Regions from separate parts of the Homo sapiens genome. Here region 1 is linked to region 2. A link is an interaction called in ENCODE POLR2A ChIA-PET data of the cell type or tissue named here. Cell type or tissue: OCI-LY7. All regions are shown on one strand. Each heading gives the region's core, and the rest is flanking DNA. Links, peaks and the distances in the headings are about the cores only.

The links. ChIA-PET counts read pairs that join two places held together with the same protein. Peaks named below come from ENCODE experiments on the same cell type or tissue, not always from the same donor. Only the 100,000 strongest peaks of a DNase experiment are listed, where the experiment ranks them.
Region 1: POLR2A ChIA-PET joins it to region 2 with 6 read pairs; 2 of 35 experiments call an interaction of 5 or more read pairs at or near these places.

What each region holds. Positions count from the first base shown.
Region 1 is chr5:76,302,345-76,310,683 of GRCh38, reverse strand. The region is part of intron 12 of SV2C (synaptic vesicle glycoprotein 2C); the gene reads right to left. The region is part of intron 1 of SV2C-AS2 (SV2C antisense RNA 2); the gene reads left to right. Among named protein-coding and RNA genes, the nearest start is that of SV2C-AS2, 5.1 kb to the left of the region's middle. In OCI-LY7, for the core only: no CTCF peak of the experiment used is centred there; no DNase peak of the experiment used is centred there.
Region 2 is chr5:76,578,395-76,586,733 of GRCh38, reverse strand. All of the region lies in intron 5 of IQGAP2 (IQ motif containing GTPase activating protein 2), which reads right to left. Among named protein-coding and RNA genes, the nearest start is that of F2RL2, 41 kb to the left of the region's middle. RefSeq lists an enhancer at 4,418-4,507. In OCI-LY7, for the core only: a CTCF peak has its summit at 3,097 (motif pointing right); DNase peaks (open chromatin) are centred at 3,093 and 4,313; H3K27ac peaks cover 671 bases.

The sequences.
Region 1 (8,339 bases), core at 1,824-5,823, 280 kb after region 2:
ACATATTTTCAGAATCTAACCACTTTCTCACCACCTCCATTGGCACCATTACCTCTTGCCACATTTCTTGCTGTGGACTTCATAAGTCAGTTCATGTCACTCATCTGCCCCCAAACCCCACATTGGATTTCATTTTACTCAGCAAGAAGACCAAAGCCCTTTTATTGTCCACTCTGACCCCATGGCTTCTTACCCTCTACCTTGGTCATTCTGCTCCAGCCAGACAAGCTTTGCCTCTCTTCCAACTGGTCTCTCACACTCCCACCTCAGGACCTTTGCACCTGCTGTTGCCTCTGCTGTGAATACACTCTCTCCAGATGTCTGCCTGGGTCTTTGCTCAAATGTCAGCTTTACAGTCACATCCCCCTAGACCATTCTATTTACAGTTGTAACTCTCCTTACCCCAGCATTCTCTATGCTCCACGTAGCTTTATTTTTCTCTACAGCACTTAGCACCATCCAATATACTACATCTACTTTACTTATCTGTTTGTTGGACTGTCTTCCTCAAACTATTATAGAATATAAGCTCTATCAAGGCAAAGCTTTCTGTCTGTTTTGTTCACTGCTGTCTCCCAATGACTAAAATAGTTCCTGGCACAGGATATGCATTCCATAATCATTTTTTTTTTTTGAATGAAATAGTGAATGACCTCTCTATCCCCAGCTCAGGTATCTTTCTGGCATCCAAACAAAAATATTCAAATGCCAATCGGACAGCCCCAGGTTGATGTAAAAACTCAACATGTCCAAAATGGAACTTATTACCTTCTTGACCACAGCCCAGACCCACTGTCCCTCCTGTGTCCCAGCCTCAAAATGCCATTGTGCTCCTGCAGGTGGTTTTTAAAATTAAAAAACATAAACAAAACCTGCCATCTCCATTCACTCAACTGTACACGCAGAAACTGGAATCATCTTTCTTTGACAACCTCTTTTCTTCCCCCTAACATCTAATCAAGCACCAAGCTTTGTTGAATGTATCCCTAAATATCTGTGAACATGTTGAGTGTTGACTTTTCCCCTTTCCAACCTACATTTTTCTTTCTTTCTTTCTGTTTTTTTTTTTTTTTTTTTTTTTTTTGAGATGGAGTTTCGCTCTGTCGCCCAGGCTGGAGCACAGTGGTGCGATCTCGGCTCACTGCAAGCTCCGCCTCCCGGGTTCACGCCATTCTCCTGCCTCAGCCTCCCGAGTGGCTGGGACTACAGGCGCCAGCCACGATGCCTGGCTAATTTTTTGTATTTTTAGTAGAGACGGGGTTTCACCTTGTTAGCCAGGATGGTCTCGATCTCCTGACCTCGTAATCCGCCTGCCTTGGCCTCCCAAAGTGCTGGGATTACAGACGTGAGCCACCGTGCCCGGCCTCCAACCTACAACTTAAGTGTCTTAACCAGCCTCCCTGCCTTCTTTCTGGCCATTAGAGGGAGCTCTCTAAAGGCCAAGAATGATCTTGTCATTCTCTGTAAGACAGCTCAAAGTCTCCCCGTCCCCACACAATAAGGCAATGTGAAAGAGTCTTCATGACTTGTTCTTTGAGTAACTCTTTTACTTCCAGAGCTTGTTAGCTGGTATTTGCTCTAACTGAAATGTTCTTTCCATCTTTTTGACTGGTTATCACCTACTAGATCTCAATTAAATGGAACTTCTTTCAAGAAAACCTCTCTGATGCTCTGAGCATCATGCACTTCCCATGTAATAACCCTGACCACTATATTACAACTGAAGTTTGCTTGTGCTTATGAGAATAAAGACCACAACTGATTTACTCACGGTTGTATCATAGGTGCTCAAAAAAATAGTTGTTGAGTAAATAAACAAACAGTATTAAAATTCACACCGAGATGGAATAGATATACTTTTCTTATTCTTCTTGATAAGTACAACAAAATATCCTGCACATTATATATAAAACAAACAGAACAAGACTGAAAGAGGAAAAAGGCAGAACTGCTAGGGAGCTTGGGGATGGGGAGTTCCCTGCGTTTGCCTTCTGCTCCATAGATCTCAGACTTGGAATCGAACAAGTTGCCAACCCAGAAATGCCAATAGGCACAGAAAAAGAAAAGCCACAACCAAAGCCTGCTCTCTCTAGCCCAAGGACCAGGAAAACGGCAGTCTAGCAAGATAGAAAACTTTTAGATAATAACCTCTCTCCTCAGACCAAACACCAGGAAAAAATTGTAGCTCAACTGCCAGCTACATCAGCAAAGGTCTGGTGGTAGCCTAGACTTCCACCCTTGTGAAACTAAGAAGACCTGTCAACACTACCATTGGGATGCCATCAGAGAAGGGTAAGTAAGGAGCTGGGACTTTCATCCCTGCTGGGTGGTAATGAGCTCCTCCTTCCCTCCCTCCCATGGTATCCATGATCAGGAAGGGAGTGTGGACTCCCAGCAGTAATGAGAATGCCCACTCTTGGGTGTCACTGGAGCTTAAGTGGAGTACCTGGACTTCTACGTCCACCTGGTAATAATAAGGCAATGCCTCCCTTTCGCTTGCCAGAGAGGAGTCACAGAAAGCCAATTCAAGCAAAAGGCTTAAATAAGATCCAAATTCTCATAACATAATATGTAAATGACTGCTTCCAATCAGAAACTGTTTGTCATACAAATAAACAGGAAGATTTCAAACAGAATGAAAAAAGACAATCAATAGATGGCAACACTGATATGACAGAGATGTTAGAATTATCTGATGAATATTTTAAAGCAGCCATAATAAGGCTTCAATGAGCAACTATGAACACACTTGAAACACATGAAATTTAGAAAGCATCACGGCAAAAATGGAAAAAATAGAAAGCCCTAGCAAAGAAGTAGAAGAAATAAAGAAGAACTAAATGAAAATTTTAGAACTGAAAAATATGATAACCAAAATAAAAAGCTTAGTGGTTGGGCTCAACAGCAGAATGGAGGAGACAGAGGAAAGAACCAGTGAACTGGAAGACAGAACAATGGAAACTATCTAAAGTGAAGAACAGAGAAAACAAACTAAATCAGGGACCTGCGGAACTATAACAAAAGATCTAATATTTATGTTGCTGGAGTTCAGGCAGAAGAGAAAAAGGGCAGCACTGAAAAAGTATTCAAATAGTTAAATTTTACGGGAGGCCATTGTTTTGGGCTAGTCTCCTGCACCTAGGCCACAGCAGACCAGTCCTAAGCAGAATGGAGTCACTCAGGCTAAGTGCCACCTAATCAAATTGAACTTTGAAAAGAGCCAGTTTTCCAAAAAACAGGTGATTCCGGCCAACCCAAATGAGCATAATAAGGAAGTCCCCTCTGTTTTAGCCCTTTACAGAAAGGGACTTTGAAAGGGCTATCTGCTTTTTGTTCTCTGTATCTGCTCTCTTTAGAGCTTTTCTGCCTATGAAGCCAACTTTCTCTGCTCAGCTCATTAGAGCACTCACCCCATTTTATAGAGTGAGGTGTTGCCTGCTTCTAGAATAGCAGATAAAAGTCAACTAGCTCTTTACACTAAATTTGTTGTAATTTTGTTTTTTGACAAAATAAATAATGGCTGAAAACCTCATAAATTTGGCAAAAGCTGTAAACCTACAGATTCAAGAAGCTGAGCAAACCCCAAACATAGTAAACCCAAAGAAATCCATGGCAGGCAAAGAAAAAACCTGAAAAGCAACCAGAGGAATCAATAGTTTATTCCTATTGGGAAAAAATACTTAAGACTGTAGATCATCCCCCTCTACAAATGTGGTATCTGTTTTCAGAATTCCCACAACAGACTCAGCAGTAACCCCTCACTTGCCCCAGAGAACACTGGATCTTATCTATCTTTTAAATATTGTCTTCTCTGAATAATAGGAGAAAGCTAAATGTCATAATTGCTTTAATTTGTAATTAATTTTTACTATTAGTGAAGCTGAGCATTTTTATATGCTAAGTGTTTGTTGACATTTCTTTATGAATTTCCAATTTATATATTCAGGTTATTAATTCATTTCTGTTTCAACCCCCTCCTGCCCTCAATTTATCATTTATATGTGCCTATGGTATTTTTTGCTGTGTGGAATTCACATTTTGTTTTACCCAGAGAATTCTTTTAACCTTCTCCCTGATGGTTTCTGGTTTTGAGGTCATGCTTATAACTAGCAGCTAAGGTTTTAGGGAATGTAGATTTGTTTTTGATTTGCTGTCCAGGGGTACAGTTTCCCACCTTTTGCATAGCTAAATCCTCTGGATAATAAATTGCACTTTAGTAATAATCTCCAGCCTTAAATATAAGGTATAAGTAAAGAATAAGTATTTGGTCTTCATCCCCAGTTCCCGGCATTGAGCTCCTAAAACCCTTGGATAAGAGTATCTTTTGGAGCCTGGCACAATGGGTCATACCTATAATACCAGCTACTTCAGAGGCTGGGGCAGAAGAATTGCTTGAGGCCAGGAGTTTGAGACCAGCCTGGGCAACACAGTGAGACCCCATCTCTTAAAATAAAAAAAAATAAAATAAATTAGCCTGGCATGGTGATACACATCTGTAGTTCCAGCTACTTTGTAAGCTGATGGGGGAGGATCACTTGAGCGCAGGAGTTTGAGGCTGTAGTGAGCTATGATTGAATCACTGCATTCCAGCTCTGGTTACAGATTGTAGCTCTGGGCAACAGAGGGAGACCCCATCCTTCCCCCTGCTCCACCAAAAGAGTGTCTTTTGTAGGCTAATGAGATGACTCTTGGCTGAGGGGATCCTAGATAGCTTCTGGATTGGGCTGGTCTCCAGAAAAACCAACCATATGTCCAGAGGGTTGGAATGTTCAGTCCCCTCCCACCTCTTTTTGTGTCCCTTAAATCATCATGTCCCAGTCAGTGTGTAAGTGCTCTCTAATCTGGGGAAAAAGCTAGAATGTCACCATGCATCTGTTTAAGACTGCAATTGTTATGCTCATTTTTGATACTGAGGTTTTGAAGAAAGGAGGATGTTGATGGCATTTACAGAATGGAAAAATGGTTGTTTCATTTTTTTTGGCACAGAAAAGTGCTATTCAGTAAGTACATCTAGATTTAATTCCAAAATTTCCTGCCTCTTTATCAAACGATCTAGGTAGGATAACTTATAAAAGACACAAAATTAATAAAATGGGCATAAGAGGGGGCAAATCAAGATAAGGAAGAGTGAAACAAGTATCTGGACTATGCAGATTTAGCAGAGACACAGGCTCTCTGCTTCCTGATTGCACAACAGAGAAGGAAATGTGAAGAATTACACAATTTTTATCATATGAAGTGAGGACACATAACAGCTTCTCAAAGCATGGGTGGAGGAATACAAAATGATTCCTAGAACCCACCCCTGAGATGTTCAGTCTTCATGGTAGACTCTGAGTAGAAGAAGATGTGTCCTATAATGAACAACGTCCTCATTAGTGTTTTCACAGTAAATGCAAATGTAATCCTAATAGAGATTGGATGTGTGCCCCACCCAAATCTCATGTTAGAATGTAATCCCCAGTGTCAGAGATGGGGCCTGGTGGGAGATGATTGAATTATGGGGGCAGATTTCTCATGAATGGTTTAGCACTGTGCCCTTGGTACTGTCCTCGCAATGGTGAGTGAGTTCCTGTGAGCTATGGTTGTTTGAAAGTGTGTGGCACCTCCCCTTGAGCTCTCTTGCTCCTGCTCTTTACATGTGATGTGCCTGCTCCCCCTTTACCTTCTGCCATGATTGGAAGCTTCCTGAGGCCTCCCCAGAAGCAGATGCCACTATGCTTCCTATGCTTCCTGTATAGTCTGCAGAACCATGAGCCAATTAAACCTCTTTTCTTATAAATTACCCAGTCTCAGGTATTTCTTTATAGGAATGCAAGAACAAACCAATACAAATCCCAGTATTAAGAGAGGGGGGCCTTTAGGAGATGATTAGGTCATGAGGGCTTCTCCCTGGTGAATGGGATTAAGGCCCTCATAAAAGAGGCTTCACACAGTGTTTGGCCCTTCCTGCCCTTCTGCCTTCCACCATGTGAGGACACAGTGTTCGTCTCCTCTGAAGGACTCAGCAACATCTGGAAGCAGACAGTAGCTCTCACCCAAGACACCAAACCTGCCTTGATCTTGAACTTGCCAGCCTCCAGAACTGTGAGAAAATGAATTTCTCTTCTTTATAAATTACTTAGTCTCAGGTACTTTGTTAGAGCAACACAAGAGAATGAAGTAAAGCCTCTAGCCAGAATTTTTGTGTTCTATTCCTGTATTCTTGTATTCTATCCTGCCTCCATGGGGAGATGAAGCTATAGAGTGTCTCAACTGGTTGGGATTTTCCTCTAATAGCTGAGTTAGAGATCAGTGGAGACCTCCTAATGCAACCCAGAGAAACATGGAAATGGTGGAAGAGGTTTTAGCCTGAAATATTTTCAGATACTCACTAATTAGCTCATACTAGCGAATTTACCATGGCCATGGTCACGCTGCTCTGGAGCACAAGTCATCTTCTAGATCACCAAAGGAAATGACTTCCTGTGATTATCTGATGACATCTACTTAAGTGCTGGAGAGCGTCTGCCAGCAACAGCGTGACCGCGGTGAGAATGCACCTGGCAGACCTTTGTGTTATCGTGCTGGTGTGCACAGAGGTGTTTTCCCACATGCTGCTCCCAGACAATGACTGGACCTGACAGGACTATTACTGCAGGCTGCTTCCTGAGTCACACAGGACTCCTCTGAGGCTGATGTTGTCATGATCCCTGGGTCTCCAACAGCCTTGCCAAACCTTCCTTAGATTACTGGATAGTCTGGGAGATTCCACCCAAATACTCCTTCCTCCCTCCTTCGCTCAGGCTTAGAGTTGCATTGCAGCTCTCCCATACTTCACTCCCTCTCCATCTTCTCTCACAGTCATTTCCTCTAATAACATTTTTGCATGTTTAATCCCATCCTGACATCTGCTTCATGGAGGACCTGAATTAATACAAATAAGCAACATTTGTTTTTATTTCAATTGATATTTAACCTTTCTGACAACAGAAACACCGTAGGTCTGTACTTCTCACAGGAAGGACCTGACCAATTTCAATTTATGAGGGTCTTTTTTTTTTAAGCCAGATTTTTGTCCTAGGTGAATACTCATCCTTCTATTCCTTATGGCAGAGGGATAAGCAGCTGATTCTCCTAAAACAGTATCACACTCTTATAGTATACAAGAAAAAGGAAGGAGGCTATGACCTAGCCTTGCTTTAACATTGAGGAGGTTATTTTATTTTATTATTTATTTTTTGAGACAGGTTCTCTCTGCTGCTCAGGCTGGAGTGCAGTGGCACAATGGGCTCAAGCAATTGAGGGGTTCATTTTAAACGTATAGTGTAATCCACATCTAAGCTCTGTTTGCAGAATGAGAGGTTGATGAAAGAAAGCTCAATGAAGCTGCAGAGTCTTAATCTTGCTTTTGGCCGCACCAACTCTGGCAGGACCTCGTTCACAAAGACAGAGAATTAACATTTGTTGAATGAATGAAGGAGATGCCGTACAAAGATTGTATGGTTCCTTTCAGAGCCTAAATATTTAATAGGTGGGTCACTGAGGGTCTGAACTAGAATATTTGATAAGCAGACATCCAGGGTTGAGTGTTAGATGTTCTGCAGGGAGATGGATGGAGGGGTACCTACAGGGTTCTGCAAGCTCAGTAATAGATGTTGTTGAAGAAGAAATATAAGTTAGAGACAGGACAGGACACACACAGAATACACCTCTTTGGGGTCAATAAAAAAAGGGAATGAGCCCAGAGGAAGCACTCAAGATCAGTTGCAAATTGATATCCCAAATGTTTTGGCATAGTTCTAGGAAAAAACTCTCCTACATTTCAAAGTCCAGATAATACTGACTCCACCCTCTGGCACAGAGGACTTCTATGGCAACATAGCACAGGAGTGGTACATGAAGGCAAAGTCCATTTGTCTTAGCTCATATCAAATGGTAAAGCAGAGCTTCTTTTATTTTAATTTAGCTATTCAAGCTGCTGAAGCTATACCCAAAAGCCCTAGCCCTTTCTCTGATATGAGTCTCTGTGTTTCCATATTGGGAGCAATTTTTTTTTTTTTTTTTTTTTTTTGAGATGGAGTCTCACTCTTGTTGTCCAGACTGGAGTGCAGTGGCATGATCTTGGCTAACTGCAACCTCCGCCTCCCAGGTTCAAGCCATTCTCGTGCCTTAGCCTCCTGAGTAGCTGGGATTACAGGCACCCGCCGCCATGCCTGGCTAGGTTTTTTTTTGTATTTTTAGTAGAGACGGGGTTTCACCATGTTGGCCAGGCTGGTCTCAAACTCCTGACCTCAGGTGATCTGCCCGCCTCGGCCTCCCAAATTGCTGGGATTACAGGCATGTCCCACTAGGCCCAG
Region 2 (8,339 bases), core at 2,005-6,004:
GTGCCAGATGTGGCTTATGACAGGTGGGTCAATCTGAATATTTAGCTAAACCTAAGAACCCCGATGGGCATGGCCCACTAGACCACGAATACATCTGAATGCCATTTTCTTTGTCCCCTTATCACCACAGGATATTATCAATAAAGTCTTTCAAGGGACTAGCAACTGATAGCAACAAGATGTTATTTAAATTTGTATTTCCTTATGGTGGTTGGGAGGGTAAATATTTTTTCATACATGCATTGGCCATTCATATGTCTTCCACGAAATGCCTATTAATGAATGTTCGAATTTTAAAGAATTTTTAGGGGAAGAATTTGCCTCTTATTTTCCTGCTTTTCCTTTAAAACCATAGCAAAGGACAAAGAACATTTTTTTTTTTTTTACCATATGTGTAACATTAGTTTTAATACTAAATTTCAATGTGATATTTATATCTTATCCACAGAGGAAAAAGTTTTATATTAGACTTTGAACATTCTTCAAAGTGAAATAGCCATTATGTATTCATAATCCCAAACTAGCAAGAGAGGATACATTCCTTAGTTAAAGTTCTAGGTCTTTAGACATTATCATGGATATAAAACTGTTTACTTTACACAGCCTCTGAAGACTTTACTACCAAAGGTTCATGCCAACAAGTCATTATAATTAAAGCTAGATCATTAAGATACCATGCTGACATTTTCAAAACCATAATATTTTATGAACCAATTCTCAACTCATTATTACATAGGGAAAAAATTCCAGTTAAAAGGGTGCTCATATTACTTGGAACAATGAAATGTCAACCTCTTCACTTGCTCCTTTCTAGTAATGGGAACGACAAAATTAAACAGAATTTAACAGGCAAGATAAACTGCAAAAGAATTTGGGGGGTGAATGGAGATCAAGCCATCATTTAAGAAATGAGAATACATAGCTGGGGGCGGTGGCTCACGACTGTAATCCTAGCACTTTGGGAGGCCGAGGCAGGCAAATCACCTGAGGTTGAGAGCTCAAGACCAGCCTGACCAACATGGAGAAACCCTGTCTCTACTAAAAATACAAAATTAGCTGGGCATGGTGGCACATGCCTGTAACCCCAACTACTCGGGAGGCTGAGGCAGGAGAATCGCTTGAACCCAGGAGGTGGAGGTTTGTGGTGAGCTGAATTTGCACCATTGCATTCCAGCCTGGGCAGCAAGAGTGAAAGTCCACCTCAAAAAAAAAAAGAAAAAAAGAAAAAAAGAAATGAGAATAGATGAACAAATAATCAAAAATGTATAATTGTATCACTTCAATTTCTTTCATACTACCTGATTTGCACTTTCCTCCTCTTTTTACAAATTCAAAAATATACCTAATTTACAAAGAAAACTATAAAAAAAGTGAAATTTAGAAAATGTTATACAGTAAAATGTAAGCAGACATCCATAAAATGTCTTCAAGCAACAAATTTTATACTTATTTCAAGTACTTAATGTGCTGCATCTTTAATATATATTACCTATACTAATATCCTGCTGAAGTTTTAATATACTTTTACATTTTTCTATCAAAGCCTAAACTAATTGGTATCTATTATCCTTAGATGCTTCCACCTCTAACTTTCCCACCTGTGGAATATTGAGATAATTTAGAATTTTAGATTCATGCTTTTTTAATTATATCCACCAATAATTTAGATATCTACAAATTTTATTAACTGTTTTTCTGATTTTATCTATACCAAATTTTCCTTCTTAGAGTTTTATCTTTGGTTCTTCTGTGTATAAATGTAAGTGCTCAATAAATATTTGTTGAACATAAATTGAATGAATCATCAATTGCACATATTTTAATATTTTCATTTGTTCCTTGGGTCTTGGTTCTGTTTGGTGAATCTAATGCTTCCTTCAGTGGCAGTTTCCTTCAAATGTCTGACATCTTCTGATCTGGGACTCATCTTAGTGTTTGAGACTTGCTGTTTGTTGGTCATTCACTGCAGATCCGCATGTCAGGAGCCAGCATTAAGAAGCTGTAGAGAGCAATGGAACGGACGCCAGAAGGGAACCAGTGTCTTTCCTTCTCAGACTGGGGACTCTCTGTTCCTTCTTGAGGTCATTAGCTGTCTTGGGTACCGGCATGCTATCCCGCTATCAGCATCTACACTTGCTGCTTTAGGGAAGGGCCATATAGTTCTGCTGGTCCTAGGCTGACGATTGCTCACTTTGAGGCTCTTCTTTTCCTTGCTGTCCCCTTTGCTTGGAGCAAACCTCACGACAGCTCCTACCTCTGCTGCAACCCCCAGCGTTTTGTGGGCTGTGATCTTCTCCCAGTTTGTTTCTCAGTCAATCGAATTCTGTCTGTTTACTTCATGTTAGGGGTTGTTCAAATTTCTGGTTAGTAGATGGCATTTTTATCGCAAATGTATTTTTTAAAAGTTATTACTGTAGTTAATTTCATGTTAGTTTTGGAAAGGGGATAAGACAGCTGTGCTCAATGATCTTGATGCAACTGTTTTCACATTATGCTCTGTTTATCCATTCATTCATTTAATTACTATTTATGGAACAGCTCCTATATAAAAATATTTTTCTCGGCTGGGCACAGTGGCTCACGTCTGTAATCCCAGCACTTTGGGAGGCCAAGGCAGGCGATCATTTGAGGTCAGGAGTTCGAGACCAGCCTGGTCAACATGGTGAAACCCCATCTCTACTAAAAATACAAAAATTATCTGGGCACGGTGGCACACGCCTGTAATCCCAGCTACTAGGGAGGCTGAGGCAGGAGAATTGCTTGAACCAGGGAGACAGACGTTGCAGTGAGCCACGATTGTGCCACTGCACTCCATCCTGGGCAACAGAGCAAGACTCTGTGTCTCAAAAAAAAAAAAAATTTTCTCTACCATGCTATCCCTAAATTAAGGTACTTAGGCTACCACAAAATATAGGTTTGATGATAACATGAAGTAAAATGTTTATACTAAACTGTTAATTTTCCCCTTTGATGATAAAGAAGTTAGATAGCTATTTCCAATTACATTTTTAATTTCTCCATTGTACAATGTAATATTAATATAAATCTTACAATAAACAAACATCCTGGCTTAAGTAAAAGTTACCACAAGGTGGTGCTGAGAAGTTAGCTTTCTGAACATGGAAGAATCTTTGCTTTTAAATTTAAGTCTGATATTTTCTTAAGCTAATATTGATCAGGTAAAGATCTCATTTGCATATATCAAAAAATCTCATTTACTAAAAAATTAAAAAAAATATTGTATAGTTTCTGTTTGGCCTCAATTTTCAACTTTTTTTCTTTTTTTTTAAATCATTGATGTTGAGGTTTAAACTGTTAGCTTTGGAAAGATCACTTTTCATGGTATGGGCGTTTTACACCTAATCTCTGTGTGGGAGGTGCTTCCCAGCTGATTACTCAAACGGGCAAATGTTTATCAGGAAACTGTGTTTACCCAGTATTCCCATGCTGAAAAGAAACAGCAATAGCAAACTTCCTTCCCAAGCATTTAAATTCAAATGAGGCTGCTTATTACCTGAAGTATATAGGAAATCAAGTCTTAATCTAAAAAACAAAAAAGCCCATCGAATAGAAAAAGTGCCAATCTCATGTAGCTCTTCAACAGTTAATTTATTAAGCACCGTTTGGTACCTAACAGCCAAGTCAAAGGGCTGAGAGCATTCCAAAGGAAGTCATGGAATTAATGTCACCTTTGCTTCTCATGTCTAAGAGAGCACTTTTTGTGAGGTAGCAAGCCTCCTACCACACCAAAAGCTACAGCACACCTGTGCAGCTGAGTGAGGCCAGCAACGGAGGGGTTGCCCAGAGGTAGCTACCGACTCATTGACCCATGTGCTCCTACTTGTACAAATAATATCACTTAAAGTCCAGGAAGCAATAAAGAAAGTTTTAAAAAATACCATTTAGTGTATATCATGAAAGTAGTATATAGTAGTAGTAGTAGTAGTAGTTGTTATCTACTGAACCAAATTTTTCCATCTTAGTCACATACATTACTGCCAATATCACATGGCATTAGTTTTTTCTACCACTTTCAAGATAAAACTAGTGGTATTAGTTTTTTCTATACTTTCAGGATATACACTAAAAGGTACTATCGTAATGAAATGCAAACTTAAAAGGCAGGAGCTAAATTTATTTCAGCTTTCTTGGATCACATTATGTGTAGCTCATTTTGTACTATAACATGTGGAATGAATGTTTGTATATCAAAGCCTCATGGTAGAGCAGAAAGACCACAGGACTAGAATCCAGAAGCGCTGAATCCTGGTCCCAAAACTGGTAAAACCTCAGTGTGTGACTAAGAGCAAGTCACGTAACCCAAGCTTTCAGTTCCCTTATCTGTGAAATGAATGACTTAGACTACAATAACTTCCCAAGGCCCTTCCCCTTCTCAAGTTCCATGATTCTTCATTTAAAACATGTTAAATATAATAGCTGAGAGGCCTGTGCTGAAGTTCAAGTCTGATACCAGTGTTCTTTTAATTTTCTTAGAAGTAGGGAAATAATTGACTTCTTTTGAAGCCATTGGCTGGCTGAATTCATAATAGCACAGGTTCAGTTCTCACATATCCTGGTTTTTACTAACTGTGTGACCTTCGGCAGCCTCTCTGTGCCTCAACTGCCTTGGTGATAAAATGGGAGTAATAATAGTGACCACTGCACAGATATGTTATGAAGATAAAATGAGATTATACCAGTACAGTATTTTGTGCAGTGCCAGGCACATAGTTAAAAGCTCCATTTGTGTTAACCTTTGTTCTTACTATTCTTTGTTAAATAAATGTGTCCTTTGTATACAAACACTTATTGATAACCTATCAAAGTGGTTTTCTTACTTTTTCCAATGCCAAGAATCTCTATTTCACCACAGACTCCATGTTTGAAATAGTTTTATTTACTGAACCAAATTTTTCCATCTTAGTCACATATATCACTGCCAATATCATATCAAAATCCAGGGTTCTATACCTAATTTTCAGCCCCAAACCAAAGGAATCCTGAGGTAGCCTTATCATAGAGAAATTAGTTCAATTAAACCTCCTGAAGAGTTAAATATACAAACTCCAGAGACTTTAACTTGGAATCAATAGCACGTAAGCTGTATGAAGTAACAAGATGTGGTTCATAGTCTCTTAAGAGCTCAGAATTTAGGAAGACAGAAAGGCATAACCACCATACTAATTTAGGACAGAAAGAGGAGGAAAGGGAAAGGAATGGTTCAGAGCACAGAGAGAATTCTGAGCAAGGAAGGACTTGAAAGAAATAAGCAGGTGCAACTGCCTCCCTCACCTTACTTCCAAATACTGCCATCTCCAGATATCCCTTCTGAGAACCTAGGATTAGAGCCTGTCCTTTGAGCTAAGAAACTGTCTTTGGAAATCTTATTTATAAATGCAAATATGTTCACTGTTAGAGATATAATCAATCTGATATAAGGGTTCAATCAGTTTCTTAGGGAAGGAAAAGGTTCTAAGGGAACAGAGTGTTAAGACAAGGAAAGTTATGCATTAATGCCTGAGGAGCAGGTTCAAAGGCCACCTGGTAAGCAAGACAGCCACCTGGCTGTGTGGGAGCTGGCTAGACAAACTCTACTCCACAAAGCTCCCAGAGTACCTGGACGGCTGGTGAACCAGAAGTGGGTCTGCCAGAGCCATGGCATCACCATTGCACCTGAAAACATGGCTGCTGCGACACAGCTACAGTATCAGCAGCGGGAAGAGTAATCCTATCACAGAGGAGAGGCAGACATAGCTTCCGTTTGTGGCTGCCCATGTAGAAGAATCTCAATGGTCAAATGAACTAGACAGCAAGAAAAGCAGAATCCAGTAAGCTAATAAGGTTAAACTTGAAAAATTAATATAAACACATGACTTTTAAGAGGAATCCCTAGAGAGTGGTGGTTCCACATCTCAAAGCAGAAATAATCAGGATAGGACTGGAACATCCTGTTGTGACCACGAGCAAGGATATTTCAAAGAATGTCAGGGACGGTGCTAGAAGGACAAGGAAGTGGGCCAGAAAGAGCTCAGACTGACCAAGCTGAAACAATCTGGTTCATCAAAAAGAAAGAGATATTAATCTTGGTTAAGTCTGAGAAAGGCCACAGGTTCAAAACAATAATCAAGAGAATAATATACAGTGTCCAAAAAGGAAGTTGTAATAAAAAAAAGAGATAAATAGCGAATGTGTATTTATATTGACTTTAACAAGTTGGGGAGCATTATTAAAACACAAGTACTTTGTTTCTTCTATATCTGTTTTTTGTTTGTTTGTTTTGTTTTGTTTTGTTTTGTTCTTTGAGACGGAGTCTCGCTCTGTTGCCCAGGCTGGAGTGCAGTGGCGCGATCTTGGCTTATTGTGATCTCCGCCTCCTGGGTCTATTCTCCTGCCTCAGCCTCCCGAGTAGCTGGGACTACAGGCGTGTGCCACCATGCTTTTTTTTTTTTCTTTTAATTGAGATGGAGTCTCCCTCTGTTGCCCAGGCTAGAGTGCAGTGGCACAGTCTCAGCTCACTGCAACCTCCGCCTCCCAGGTTCAAGCGATTCTCCTGCCTCAGCCTCCCGAGTAGCTGTGATTATAGGCACCTGCCACCACACCTGGCTAATTTTTGTATTTTTGGTAGAGATGAGGTTTCACCATCATGGCCAGGCTGATCTTAAACTCCTGACCTCACATGATCTGCCTGCCTCAGCCTCCCAAAGTGCTGGGATTACAGGCATGAGCCACAACACCTGGCCTATATTTGTTTATATATAGATATTTTTATACTATTTATACTACATGAAAGAATAAAGACCAAGAACTTTGAGTAAACTAAATAGTCCCAGAAAACAAAGGAAGTGCCCCAAGATAAGGAAGAACCAAGGAGCATAGGTGGTGACAGAAACACCGGGTAGAAAGAGGGTCCAGCACTGGTGGTCACATCCACTAACTAAGTGGAGGCAGGACTAGAAACATGATCTGAGATGATAAATCAGCCCAAAAGCCTAAGGATCACTGGGTACAGTCAATCCCTTGTCTCCCAGGGGATGAAAACCTCTAGAAAGCCCAACTAATTAAAAAAAAAATATTTAAAAGGCATACATAAGCTTTTAATAATGTTAATGGATCAGGCCAATACATCATTATGACAGGACAATGGATTATACAATGCTGGTCAAGTGAGACTTAAGAAAGTAAATTATTTCAGGGTAATGGGGAAGGGGGGCAGGGGTGGGGACCAGATTGTAAATAAAGACCTACCTGAAAGCCGGGTACTTAAATGCGGTCTGATTTTTTTTTTTTTTTTTTAAACAAAGAAAGTTTAGCCTGATGCCTGTGGCCAGGGTCTGACTCGCCATGGGAGAAGAACCCAAAGTTGCGCCATGTTCTGACTCACAAGTGATCCATCCGAAACCCAGATCTGTAATCATGGCAGGTTTGAAAGGGTATTCTTTTGTTTCTGGTGCCACGAAGATTATGTCAATTCTGGGTAGGTATCAAAATAATATAATAGCCAAGGACAACTCAAAACTAGTTATAAATAATAAACAAAATGAGTGAAACTTGTAGTATGGGTCTTACAGAATAGGTTCCAGTGTAGTAAGTTTGTAATAACGTACCTGGGCATTTCACCTGCTCTTTAAGGTATCTGAAGTACTCAAAACATCATTTCTACTAAATTATTCCAACTCTTTCAAGGAACTCACTTTTATGACTGTTTAAACAAGTAACAGTTGTTTAATATCATTTATTATACATCTTTAATAAGGTGGGCACTAAACAACATGTCAAAAAAGTGTTCTTACCCTTACGTAAAAGGCCTCCAGATATTTTTTAAAAATTAGTATAGTAACTAGTTAGTAAGGCTCTCACTCTTAAACTGGTTCCTTTTCAAGGCAGAGGCTTTATAACATTCCAAAAGAAGCCACAAAAGTAAAACATGCCATACGCAGTATACACTTTAAGTTCAAAGATATCAAAATAGTTACAGTGGTTTTTACTTGGTGTTGAGATAGTGGGTATTTTAGCTTTTTCTTTAACATTCTTCCTGGATTTTCCAATTTTTTCCACAATGAGCATACATTACTTTTGAAAAAATGAGAAAAAGACAAACATTTCTTTAGAAAAAGAATGATGTGGCCGGGCGTGGTGGCTGATGCCTGTAATCCCAGCACACTGGGAAGCTGAGGCAGGCAGATCACGAGGTCAAGAGATCAAGACCATCCTGGCCAACATGGTGAAACCCCGTCTCTACTAAAAATACAAAAAATTAGCTGGGCATAGTAGTGCGTGCCTGTAGTCCCAGCTACTCAGGAGGCTGAGGCAGGAGAATCACCTGAACCCGGAAGGTGGAG